Linked DNA regions of Homo sapiens: region 2 is linked to region 1. A link is a contact called in ENCODE Hi-C or POLR2A ChIA-PET data. All regions are on one chromosome and are shown on one strand. The core of a region is the stretch at or near the end of the contact, and the rest is flanking DNA. Distances in the headings are between cores, read along the strand shown. Region 1 overlaps MAMLD1 (mastermind like domain containing 1). Region 2 overlaps MTM1 (myotubularin 1).

The links. A loop is a pair of places that touch in the nucleus more often than their neighbours do. ChIA-PET counts read pairs that join two places held with the same protein, here RNA polymerase II (POLR2A). Pooled maps may share reads with other maps.
Region 2: a loop to region 1 is called in a map of endothelial cell of umbilical vein, with 11 times the contacts of the local background. The contact joins two enhancer-like sites. A Hi-C loop is called at or near these places in 1 of 168 maps with a recorded cell type or tissue (endothelial cell of umbilical vein) and 1 of 50 pooled maps. POLR2A ChIA-PET finds 5 or more read pairs at or near these places in 1 of 52 experiments (MCF 10A).

What each region holds. Positions count from the first base shown.
Region 1 is chrX:150,504,771-150,511,006 of GRCh38, forward strand. MAMLD1 (mastermind like domain containing 1) reads left to right here. Exons shown (of 8, transcript NM_005491.5): 7 at 5,192-5,276. The coding sequence ends at 5,232. Among named protein-coding and RNA genes, the nearest start is that of MTM1, 61 kb to the right of the region's middle. Within about 2 kb of position 3,806, at least 23 of the 41 ENCODE cell types and tissues checked have a DNase peak (open chromatin) inside an H3K27ac peak, as active enhancers do; they include endothelial cell of umbilical vein, where a contact is called at or near this core.
Region 2 is chrX:150,647,109-150,653,344 of GRCh38, forward strand. It overlaps MTM1 (myotubularin 1), which reads left to right. Exons shown (of 15, transcript NM_000252.3): 10 at 2,608-2,793. Among named protein-coding and RNA genes, the nearest start is that of MTMR1, 43 kb to the right of the region's middle. Within about 2 kb of position 2,188, at least 3 of the 41 ENCODE cell types and tissues checked have a DNase peak (open chromatin) inside an H3K27ac peak, as active enhancers do; they include endothelial cell of umbilical vein, where a contact is called at or near this core.

The DNA of each region.
Region 1 (6,236 bases), core at 2,556-5,055:
CAGAGCAGATTTGTGGCCCCAAATCTTCTCTAAGAACCTTGGAAATTGGCCCCACCTGAGGGCCTTTGAGGGTCAGGCCTGGCATCCACTAAATCCTCCCTGTCAACACAGCCACTTTGTCAGTCCAGCCTGTGAGTCAGTGCGAGACAGAGGATGCAGGCACCACAGGGGAAGAAGAAAAGCAAGCTGGAAATATATTTGTTTCCTTTGCCCGGGATCATTCCCAGCATCTAAACCAAGTTCTTCCCAGACCGGCCAAGACTGAGGAGGAGTCAGAATAGAGTTTGCAGCAGTCATAGATCATGTGGGAAGACAGAAAACAAAGGGTAAAAAGAATTTCATATACAGATCTCTGCCGTTTGCTTTCAGTGGCATTCATTTTGTGAAGCCCCCAGTGACAGCTTCAGACCAGTTCAAACCTGAGGGCAGCATCATTACCATGGGTGAGGTCTCTAGAAGGGCAAGGAAAGACCCCTAACATAGAAAATGGTGTGGCAGTTTCCAGTTCCCCATTGGGGTCCCATGACTTGACCTTAGGTTTCTGCCAGCACCTGCCCACCCTCCATCCCTTCACCCTACTGGGTGGTCATTAGAACATTATCTGCTTTGATTGATTTACTTGTGTCCATAAGAGTAGAGACACACGGTGTTATCCCCATGCCCGGAACAGAGCCTGGCCCATAGTAGACCCATGACCATGTTTGTTAACTGAGTGACAGAGGGACTGACTGGACTGTCATGTAAGCAATACCTTCCCGTCAGGGTCTTGGGAAGGTAGGTTCAGGGGCCCCAGAGTTACTGTGGCCCGTATCCCTCTGGCTGCATTCTGGGCAACGCAAAAGGGCAGGTGTTCAGTGGGTTCCACCCCAGATCTCGGCGTTAACAGTCCACTGGGAGAAGTGGCCCAATTCGTGCTCATTACTCCCAGTGGTCCTGCCTCCCTGCAGGCATTCTGGAGAAGCTGAGTCACAGGCTCTGAGAGTTAGGGGGAACTTAGGAAACAATCAAAACTTGCCTGCCATTCATTTTAGGAAGCCGTTGTAGTTTCTGAGGGACGACTAAAGGGAATTTTTTCCTAAAAGCATCCATCCGTCCTCCAACTAGGCTTCAGATAGCAGTGTGTATGTTGTCACTATCTATGGGCCATGGCCAGTCAGAGCCCACGGGTCTCAGGGGGCTCCACCCATGTGGGGGTGGGGGTCCCCACAACTCAGATCTTGAATGTGTGGTGGTCCCATGCAGTATACTATCTTCCTGTCATTGCAAAGGGAAAGTCAGAAGGGTGAACGAGTTGTTTCTAATTCTGGCTTCCAAACAGTACAAAAGAAGGTTTTTTTCCTTGTGGAATACACTAGTGCTCAACCTTTGGGACAGATAGCTGAGCACCTTCTGCTGTGTGGCAGGCTGGCTCTCTGTGGGGGCACTCATGGAGCAGTGTCTGCTGGAAAAGGAGACAGGAGTTCCCTAGCATGGAGGGGTAGATAATCTCCCCGCTCCCTCCCCTCTTCTGTCCTCCCTTCCCCTTCTCCCTCCTCCTCTACCCTCCCCTTTTTCCTCTCCCCTCCCCTTCCTCCTCCTCCTCTTCCTTCTCTTCCTCTTCTTTATTCTCTCTCCCTCTCAGTCTCCCCTTCCCTCCCTTCCTTCCTCCCTTCCTCCACATTCTTTATAAAACAAGGCTTTGGATCCATTCACTGCCATCCCCCAGAAGTCTTGTCATTTGAATTCTTGTCTGAGTCAGGATGCTCTCCTCCAAGGGCTCATAGGGCAAGGAACTTCAGCCCGAATCCGGCTAAAATCCAGGAACATTTTGTGGGCATCTGTCTCAGTCCCCGAATCGTTTGTCCTCTGCCTTTCCCCCGTTGGAGTCCTTTTGCCTGCTTAAGTGGTTGAATTGGTAATGAGATCATTCTTCCCATGCAGTGGTGAGAAAGCAGCACTCAGGTGATTGCACCTGGGTAAACAGGAGACATTAGCATGTGGTAGCTGGTGAGTGAAGCTGGTGCAGTGCCTGGCGTGGGCTCAGTTGTGCCAGCAGGCAGTGGTGGAGTTTGGGCTCTTTCCCCTCTCTCCTGCCCAGCACACAACCCCCAGGGACAGGTGGGGGCTTTACAGCTCCCTGGCGTCAGCCTAAAGCTTCTAGAAAGGCATCCCCAGGACTTCCAAGGTTGCCATCTTGGCTGAGACTGTCTGTGAATGTGGTCCCTTGTCTGACAGTGGGGGCTGGGAGGGGTGTGACAGAGGAAGAGCTGGGCCTTAGTTCTCTGGGGGTCACCATGAGAGAAGCACACCTGGGCTTGCATAGAACTCAGTGCTGCTTGTCAGTGTCACCTGGCACAACAGGACGTAGTGCCACAGTTGCAGCCCTAGAAAATTTGACGACCCCTTCATAGCTTTGTTTATAAAAGGCCACACGGCCTAGGCTGTCCTTCATAAGAGAGCAGAAAGCGAGTGTCCCAGTCACTAAGCAGCAACTTTCAGGCACGGTTTCCTCCTGGTCACTGAAACCATTTGTCATTTCCTGTTTTCTCCATTTTCCAACGATTCTAATTGTCAGTGTCAAAAGGCAACAACTGTTTTCTTGGGGCTTATCTTTGGAGCACATTGATTCAGAACAAAGGATGGGAGCCTCCATCTGCAAAACAAAGGAAGCAGCCTCCTCGGGAGGCCTGGAGAGAATGCTCTGGCTCCTTTGGCCAGGGACAGCAGGACCAGCATAGGAGCAGAGGACTGGCGGTGCCTCTGGACACTGCCGTAAGGTGAAGAGACCATGGAGGACCGTCGCTTGCTGGTGGCACCCCAGACTTGAAGATCCTGCAGAGCTGGCCACCGGCACCCAGGCTGGGTGTCAGCAGCGCTGTGTGGCCTTGGCAGTTTCCATAGTGATAGGCTGGCCAGCTTTTCCATTAGACTCCGGGGTCCTCTGGAATGTGTGCTTCCCGGGATGAAGACGCCCCAGCACCCGCTGAAGCCTGCCCTGCCCCGGCGTGGCCTTTCCTTTTGTCTGGCACGCCCCTGGGCTTGGCTTTCTCTTTCCGTCCCTCCCTTCGGACTTTACCGCACTTCCCCTGCTGTTTCCTTAGTCACACTCTCCAGCCTCCATCTGCCCCTGCCCCTGAACCCCTACCTCTGTACAACTGTGTTATTTGATGAAACTAATGCAGCAACCGGTGGGGATGGAGTTAAGGACCGTTTAGACCTAGCCAGCCACGCAGGAATCTGTCCCCAGAAGCAGCGGAAGCACCTGGTCTGCAGTTAGGAGATACTGTACTTCTTAGCCGTGTCACCTTGGGCAAGTCATTTAACCTCTCTGAGCCTCTGCTGTCACATCAGTAAGCTGGGGACTGTAGATCTTCTGCCCTGATGTCCTGAGACTGGTACAAGAAGAGCCAAAGCGAAAGGACTGCCTTCAGAAATGGCTGCCAACCCTGACCATCTCAGGCAGATCCGGATGGTGTGGCCTTGGGCAGTGGTCATGTGACCCCCATGCTCCTCAGTGTCCACATGGGGTGTTGCTAGATGACATAAAATAATGGGTGAGACGTGCTCAGTATAATGAGAGCTTGAGAAGGCAGATCCCACCCCCCATCCCCACCCCCACCCCTTGCCGCCTTGCCAATGCTTTGGCAGGGAGAGGGCAGCTCCATAGGGCAGCTGAGAAACAGCCCCTCACTGCCCACACGGCAGCTCCAGTGGAGGGGGAGGCAGGGACCAGGACAGGAAGCAGGCTAAGGGCGGGATAGAAAAGCAAACCCCAGTCTGGTGGAATCGCTTCTGGTGTAGTCTTCCCGGTGCCATGTGTTTGTCCTCTCTGCCTTGGCAGGAACCAAGGCCAGGAACTGCTGCCAGGCCTGAGAGCCGGGCACAGTCCCAAGCACTGGGTCGCTACCCCGCCCCACTCCCACCAGCCCCACTGAGTGCAGAGAAGGGTTCCCAGAAGCCCTTTGCTGGAAAAGCAGGCACTGCACGGGCAGCCCGTGTTGTAGAGGCAAGTCCTCTGGCATCTTCGGGGGGACACAGACCAGAAAGTGGACTTGGAGCTTGTGCTCCCAGACAGAGCTGCCTTGGTGGTTGAGAAGGGGAGAGAGATGGCAGCAGTTGAGCAGAGATGGCCGGGCTCCCCTCACTGTGTGGGGTGAGGCTTCAAGCACTGGACTGGGAGTCAGACCTGGATCCGAGTCACAACCTGACACCAACTGGCTGAGGGTCTCAGAGCAAGTCATGCCTTTTCTGGGTCTGGGGGCCTTCATGTTATTCCCTCCTGGCTATGTTCTTCCCCTTTGCTCCTTGAGCCGATCCCAGACTGAGTGCTGAAACTGCGGCCTTGAAACTTGGCTCGCTCCTCCCCCTGCCCACCCAGCCAGCTTTCAGATGGAGACAGGAAGCTCCTCCCAATTGCCTATGCTGCAACTAGTCAGGAGAAGGGCGGGAGGTTGGCAGTAAGTGTTTGGCTACTCCCAGTGTTGGAGACTGTGTCCACCTGACCATGTGATCATCTGGCCGTTCATGCCAGGACCACCAGGAACAAGCCTCAGTCCTCTTCTCAATGTCCTTTCCCTATGACAGCCCTGCAGAGGCTAGGTATCCACCACTACATAGCCCACAGTCTGCTCTGCCCCAGCCACAGCATCCTTGGCTTGCTCAGCCATTCTTTGTCTGGGTAGTTTGAAGTCCAATCCCCACTCTCATTACTTACCATCCTCTGAATGCAGCCAGTCTGTCTGGGTCTCCCTGAGACTGGCATGCCCAGACTCCTGTGGGTATAGTCTGGCCAAGGCAGAGTTAGCATAGGACTGTCACCTCCCTCCTTCTACATACTCTGCTTCTATTAATGCAGCCTAATGTTACATTTGTTCTTTTGGTGACCGCATCTCACTGCTGACCCATCCTGAGCAGATGGACATCCAAAATGCCTAAAACTTTTTTCTGTGTGCTCTTGCTATTAAGTTCTGTCTCTCCTGCCCCATTCTATGCTGTTGCAGTTGTGTTTTTAACCCAGGTGCAGAATCTTACTTTATTTATACCTGTGGAATTTTGCTCGAGAGGGTGGGGCATGCATGCGAGTGTATGCTGGTGTGTTTATTCATGCTTTCTGCTGCACCAAAGCCAAGTCCTAGGTCCCCACGCAGCGATCCTAAGGCTAATTATTAATTGGTAGCTGTAATCTAATTTGTCTTTTTCATCTTCTGTTTAGCAAGAGGAACAGAGATCAGGTCTTATGGCAATGACCCCTGAACGGCAGAATGCATATATCTCCCAACAGATGAGTCCATTTGAAGGTAAGCAGTTAAGGCCAGTGTTCCCAAAGGGGTGGGCAAGGGGTGCATATGTGGAAGTGGGGTGAGAATTCATTTCAGAGTAAGCAGTTACTGTGCTTCTGAAAGCATTGAGAAAGAGGAGATCTGAAAATCAGTTAAATAATTCATCCAACTCTAAGAGCAGGATCCCAATTGAAGGCCTGGTCTAAATGACTCCAAAATCACCACTTAATTCAAGAGACTGATTTCCCTGAGTCAGGCCCCTTAAAGCAGCTATTTCAATGGGACAGGGAAACAACCCTAGGATCTGGATTAGAATCACTTGGGGGCTGCCACACCCCCAGGGCTCTGATCCTGCCCTTCTCCCACACGCACATTCACATACTGCTGCAGTGACCTTCCATTTCTAATGGGTTCCTGGGCCATCTGTCAGGTATAGGGAATGGAAAAGGGGTTGGGGAGGCTCTGCTTCAGAAAGTTTGTGTCAGGGGCTCCCAGAGCCTCCACAGATAGATAGCAGGGGTCCCCACCCTACCATGGCAGCTATAAATGTGATCAACATTTATTGGCCTAGGATACAGCAGTTAGCAAAATGCCTGATGTAGTTCCCACTCCGTGGAGGTTGCAGGCTAGCCAAGAAGTCATGAGTTCAGCAACCCTTACGCACCAGTGGGATGAGATTGGACCAGGCCGAGGGTAGTCTTGGGAACACTCAGCATTTGTCTGAGGGCCAGAAGAGGCTGCTTGCCCTCAGACAGGAGGTCAGCATCTTTATTGTAGCCCATGACACCTCTACACCATTGCTCTTCTGGTCTTATGGAAGACATCTTTGGGCCTGATAACAGCGGAGTCTGTGTCCCACTTGTCCAGGCTGGAGTGCCACATCAGGCACACTCCAGTTGCAGGGACAGCACAGACAAGTTTCAGGAAGGCTGGTGGCCTCCAGGAGGTTAACCTTATAAGGCCAGATTGTAACCTAGT
Region 2 (6,236 bases), core at 938-3,437, 140 kb after region 1:
TAAATCTAACTCTAAATATCTTCTTGGATTGTCCTTAATTTTATATATCTGTGTACCTATTATCTTTCATATATATTTCAGGGTGAATATATATATATATATATATATATATAGCAATATTTTCATGTACATATTTAGCCTGAAATAGATATGATATAGCATTACAATGAAGTATTTACAAAGAATATTTTAGAATATTAAAATGCATGAAATGGATACACTAATTAAAGCTCATTCCAGCAACAGAATTCCTGAAGGCCTTTTTAACACTCAGGAAACAAGCTTCTATTTCTAGTCCTCTTAGGAGTCGAGGGAAGGAAAATATCAGGGAAAAAGCCTAAGCTTTACAGATCTCTGTCATTCTTTTAAAAAGCTCACTTGTTTCTCCCTTCCTCTGCTGTGTCTCTCCGCTAGTCGCTAATATCCATAGCAACAGGCCCGTAGACCTTTACATCATCGTCCTAGGTAATCTACATTGTTCTTTTTTGTTGAAGAAAGGAAAACCAAAAAGAATACTTCAAAAGTAACCAGAGATGTAGAATTTGAACTTTCAGGAACTCAGTGTGTGCTTGACTAATTGATTGTTGCCCTTTCTGACCTTCTGTTCTCCTTGGACCTAATTGTTCCTCCCTTACGGATATTTAGAAATTTACATCCCCAGATGCAACAAGCAACGGCACATCATTTTAAATTAAACAAAATCCAAGGATTGGTAAGATCTAGCAGCAAGCCGCTTCTATTTTTGTGGCGGTACATCGTGATGAATTAATGTGGAACTGTGCTAATGTCTGTTTTTACCAGAAACATTAGCGATGAGTAATAAAGTATATTTTTCCTTTTATTTTTTCACTTATTTTCAGTTATTTATGAAGAGAACTCTAGTTTCAAGAATCTCTTTGAAAATCACCATAACTATTTAAAAACCACATGTGTAGAGAAGCAGGAAGAGGAGAAAGTGGCCCACTTAAATAATAAATTGCTTATTTATTAGCTAATAACTTTTTTAAAACAACACTGTGAATGTTTACTGTCTACTTACCAGTGATACTATTTAGAGCACGCTCTAAAGAAATATTTCTGCCTAACTATATTTTCTTGCCTAGAGTCTTTAGAGACCAAGATCTCTGGCTTTTAACATAGGTCTCCAAGTTTGAAACCTAAATGGATGGTAGCCTTACTTCTGCAGGAAACCTTTTTCTGTGACTACCTCCAGGAAAAAACAAAAACAAAAAACAAAAAAAAACCTAAGTTTCTTTGGCCCTTCTATCCATGGCTACAAGCTTATATTCCTTCCATTGTTGTTAATAAAGAGAAAATAGGCATATTGTAGCTATGGCACATTTGTCTGGTGACTTCTCCTTTCCTCTTCAGCCCCAGGCAGATGTTTCCCTGTTCTGTTCCTACAGGCACTCTGGAGTTAGTATAATATTGTTTTCTTTGCAAGTCTCAGAACTGTTTAACTTTTTCTTAAAGGGCCAAAGGCCACGTGTTCTATGCCATTTCAAAACGTTTAAGCAGAATGCAGCCAGATTCCTAAATGAAACCATAGCATCTCTTTTTGTCAGTGTGGAAAATGGGCACTCTTCACCATGCTGTGAAGATGAACCAAAGCCTGCCCTGGCAAGTTAATACTTGTAGTTGCTGCAGTAGGCGGTAGCCATCTTGTCTCCTCTTGAAATCTTCTATTCTTTCAGAGCTCACTATGTGCAGTGCTCTCTCATTGGTGTTTGCATAGCAGAGAAATAGTCATGGTTTAGTAGAAAAAGTTCGAGCTTTGAAGCCAGACTTAGACTTAAATTCCACTTATTACCTATGTGACTTAGGGGATAGTTAACTAGCGTCTCTGAGTTTCTGTTTTCTCATTGGCAAAATGGGGACAGTAATACCTATCTTGCAGCACTGCTGAAGAGAGAAAATTATGTAAAGCAAGAGTCACAGTACCTGGGATGTCATAGGAGTTCATTAAACAGTGGCTGGCATTAGCTATTATAATAGAGTGTGGTTCCTTTAATAGTATGAGACCTAGGTAATATTATCCCCTATTTTACAGGAGAGGATGTTGAGGCTCAGAAATGTTAAGTGCCTTGTCCCAGATCACATGGCAAGGAGAAGCTGAAGCTGAGCTATCTCAGCCTGGGTCTGTCTCCAAAGCCTGTTGTTTTCCTCTAATGCATCACGTCCTACGTGAGTGCTGTTACAGTGCCAGAGGTGCCTGCTGCTGCCTCAGTCTGGCTGCCTCCCGCCTTCCCCCTGAAGAGTACTATTAGAGATACAAAACTAATGGAGAACGAGGACCTTTCACAACCTGCTTTTGCCTTTCCAGATCCGGAAGAAGAGCTATTAATTATAGAGCATTTTGAGGATGATTTTTTTCCTTAGGAATACAGATTCCCCAGGAAATTGCCAGCCTTCTGTCTTTTTTTCAACTCAAAGTATGACTAATGTTTTTGAGACTTGTTGTTGGCTAGGAAGTCAAGTCACATCAATTATTCATTTAAATTGGAGGGTTTGGGGTTATTTGGAGGACAAATAACTAGAAATATTTGTGTAAGTTTCTGATGAAATAGAAAACTCAACTGATTGTTTGTATTTCATGTTGTTTCTTAGGCAACAGGAGGAGGATATGAAAGTGATGATGCATATCATAACGCCGAACTTTTCTTCTTAGACATTCATAATATTCATGTTATGCGGGAATCTTTAAAAAAAGTGAAGGACATTGTTTATCCTAATGTAGAAGAATCTCATTGGTTGTCCAGTTTGGAGTCTACTCATTGGTTAGAACATATCAAGGCAAGTATATTTTGTGAAAATATTTGTGTATATAAAAAAGAATGTAATTGTTTAGTGGAATGGACATATTTTTAAATTCCTTAAAAAAATGGACATTGAGAGATAAACTTTGTAGTAGAGGACCACATTTAACAGTTTTATGTTGCTTTATAATTTGCTTACCTAAATTAAAGATTTCACATCATCACTCCAGAATATATTTAGAGTTTGCAAAGACATCTCTTTCCATCTTTCAGTATTAAGTCGTTCAGTCTTTCATGCAGGTTTATTTAGGAATAGCCAATTTATTATCTAACCATTACTGGATATGACCTCTTTGGACCTAGATAAGAGGTGGTTAGTTTTGTTTTTTTTGTTGTTTTTTGTTTTTTTTTGTTTTTTGAAACTAATCTCAAATGACTTATTTTAAAGAATTGGTTTTGTGTTTTATTATGTTCAATCCTTTATCCTGATAAAGGCAGCAATAATCCTCCACTTTTTAAAAAGTACTTGAAGTGATCTGAGGGAACTAACACTTTTAGAAACCATTTAGTTCTGTACACAAACAAAAAGTCAGCTTTAATGTATAGGTGAATTATTAAGATATATTCTCTAGTCAAATTTTGTTTTCCAACTTACCCTTCATCTGCAAGTGGTGGCATGCTCTTCTCAGCTAGCGAGGCTCACCCTCTTGGTGTCATCCTACATTTCTTTAGCTCCTGCACTGAGCTAATCATCAAGTACCACAGGCCCTTCCTTGGAAACATGTCTGTCACTCTCATAGTCCCCTCACCCCCACACTGGCAGCATTCAAACTAGGCCATTACTACCCCTATCTTTGCACTCTTAAAATGGTTCTGTTTTCTCTTCCTTCCCTCTCGTATCTATTCTATAAGCAGCTGACAGAACATTTTCCTAAAATATCCTGCTATTCCAAAACCTCTGGGGGCTCCCAACAGCCTAACCTGACAGCCACACCCCTGTTCATCTGGCTTCTGCAGGTTTGTAGATTAACCTGCAACTACAGAAATCCTTACTCTTCCTAATTCCATCTCACTTATGCCTGTTTCTGGGCCTTTGTCTAGGTTGTCCTCTTTCTCTAGAATGGATTCCCCCATCCTTCCACTTTCTTCAAGGACCAGATCAAATCCCACCGAATCTCAAAGGGAATGTTCCTTCCACTGACTTTGCTATACATTATGTCTCTTTTTACACATACCTATCATCTCTTCAATCATATGTGAACCTCCTTAAAGTCTTATACCATTTTCCCATTCACAAGGTCTAACATAAAAACCAAAATAAAACTTTTTATTTTACAATAGTTTTCAATTTACAGAAAAATTGTAAAAGTGCTATAGAAAGTTCCCATATACCCAACCGAGTTTTTCTTCTTATTGACGTCTTACACTGCTCATAACTATGGCATGTCACATTGTACAGTATACTAGTCACAACTAATGAGCCAATATTTATACATTATTAACTTATTATTAATAAAGTTCATACTTTATTTGGATTTCCTTAGCTTTTACCTAATGTCCTTTTTCTGTTTAAGGATCCCATCCAGGTATCACATTATATTTAGTTGTCACAATTAGGTTGTTTTTTTTTTTTTTTTTTTTAACAATTCATTGGTGAGGATGACAAATTCATAAAAAAATGAAAGGCAAAATAAAAATAAGATTTGATTGGGACCTTGGTCAAGAGAAACACCATGCATTTGGGGTAGTGATGGGCCGTCCACCTGGTGGTGTCTAGCAGGCAGGCTTTCTGCAAAGTAGAACCCAAAATAGAGACTTAACACAGAGATGTTGGTTTGGCAGTCAGCTATTGGGCAACAAACGCAAGCAAAGCCCTTTAATGTAGATTCTGAGAGAGGATGTGTGGGGAAAAGATCAGAGGACTTTGAGTGGAGCTTTGGGCCTGTTTGTATTCAGGGCAGGAGGTGAGAAGTGGAGCTCAGTGAAGGAGGCATACCAGAGAAATGGACATCAAAGGAGGATATTGGAAGGTAAAGAAAGGGTCTTAAGAAGAAAGGGTCAGTGGTACTTGAAGGAGGTTTATTAGCGAGGTCCTTTATGACCTTGGGGGTGTCTAGTGATGTGGTGGGTGTGAGTGAGAAAATAGAGGTAATGAATATCAACTGTTCTTTTAATAAGAGAGAGAGTTAAGGAAGGGGGAAGTGTTGAGGATCATATGACTATGAGAAGGGCTTTTCAAGTCATGGGAAGCTTCAGCCTGTTTTGTAGACAAAGAGAAAAGATTTACTTCAGGAATTTTTTTAAGGGAAATAATCACACAGGTCTGAAAATATGAATATACTAGAATGCTTATGATAGTGGAAAAACAGAGCCAGCATGGTGGCTCATGCCTGTAGTCCCAGTGCTTTGGGAGGTCAAAGTGGGAGGATCGCTTGAGCCCAGGAGTTTGAGACCACCCTGGGCAACGTAGTGAGACCCTGCTTCTTACAAAAAACTCAGACAAACAAACAAAAAGACAAAAAATAGTTGTAGTTGTGCACAACTGTAGTCCCAGCTACTCAGGAGGCAGAGGCAGGAAGATTGTTTGAGCCCAGGAATTTTCAGGCTGCAGTGACCTATTAATATGATTGTACCACTGCATTCCAGCCTGGGTGACAGAACAAGGCCCCATCTCTTTAAAAAAAAAGTGGAAAAGCATTGGAAAGAACCTAAATGTACAAGAAAAGTTATATATATATACATATATATATACATATATATACATATATATACGTGTGTGTGTGTATATATATATACACACACACACACACACACACACACACACACACACATACATACAGAATTTAGAAAGGTATCCACCAATATGTGAATAATTATTATTTCTGAGTAATAGGGCTATGTTTTCTCCATTTTTTTCCAGGGAATATATATTTTCTAAATAAGAAGAAAAGCTTTTTTTTAAAAGAGAGAGCACAGGTACAGGAGTTATTGGCAAGGTGGCTCAGCTGCTACTCTGAGCTAGATAGAAGGAAGAGAGACTGGGTGAGAGTAGGTCTTGTTCAATGGCTCAGATGTCTGAGGAAGTTAGGAGGTAAGGCCATCTGCAAAAGATGAAGTATGGAAGTTAGCACTTAAGGAATGTGGGAAATGTTTTAAGAGACCTCTCTAAGGTTTTATAGTTTTGTCTATAGCAAAGGGGATATGAAAGAAATGAAAGAAACTGTCATTGTTCTGTACAGAAGCCAAAGGAGTTACCAGGAGACTGGGGAGTCTAGGTGGACACTTGTAATGATATCTGACTCAGGGCTTCTCAGGCATCAGTCACATCATAGCAATTCAGACAGTGAAGCAGAGTTGTGGATAGCCTTGAGTTGGACCTTGAATACTGGTTGGAACGAGGGGAAATCCATTCCCCGCCTCTTCCAGCTTCTTGTAGGCATATCATTCCATCCTCTGCCTCTGTGGTCACATTGCCTTCCC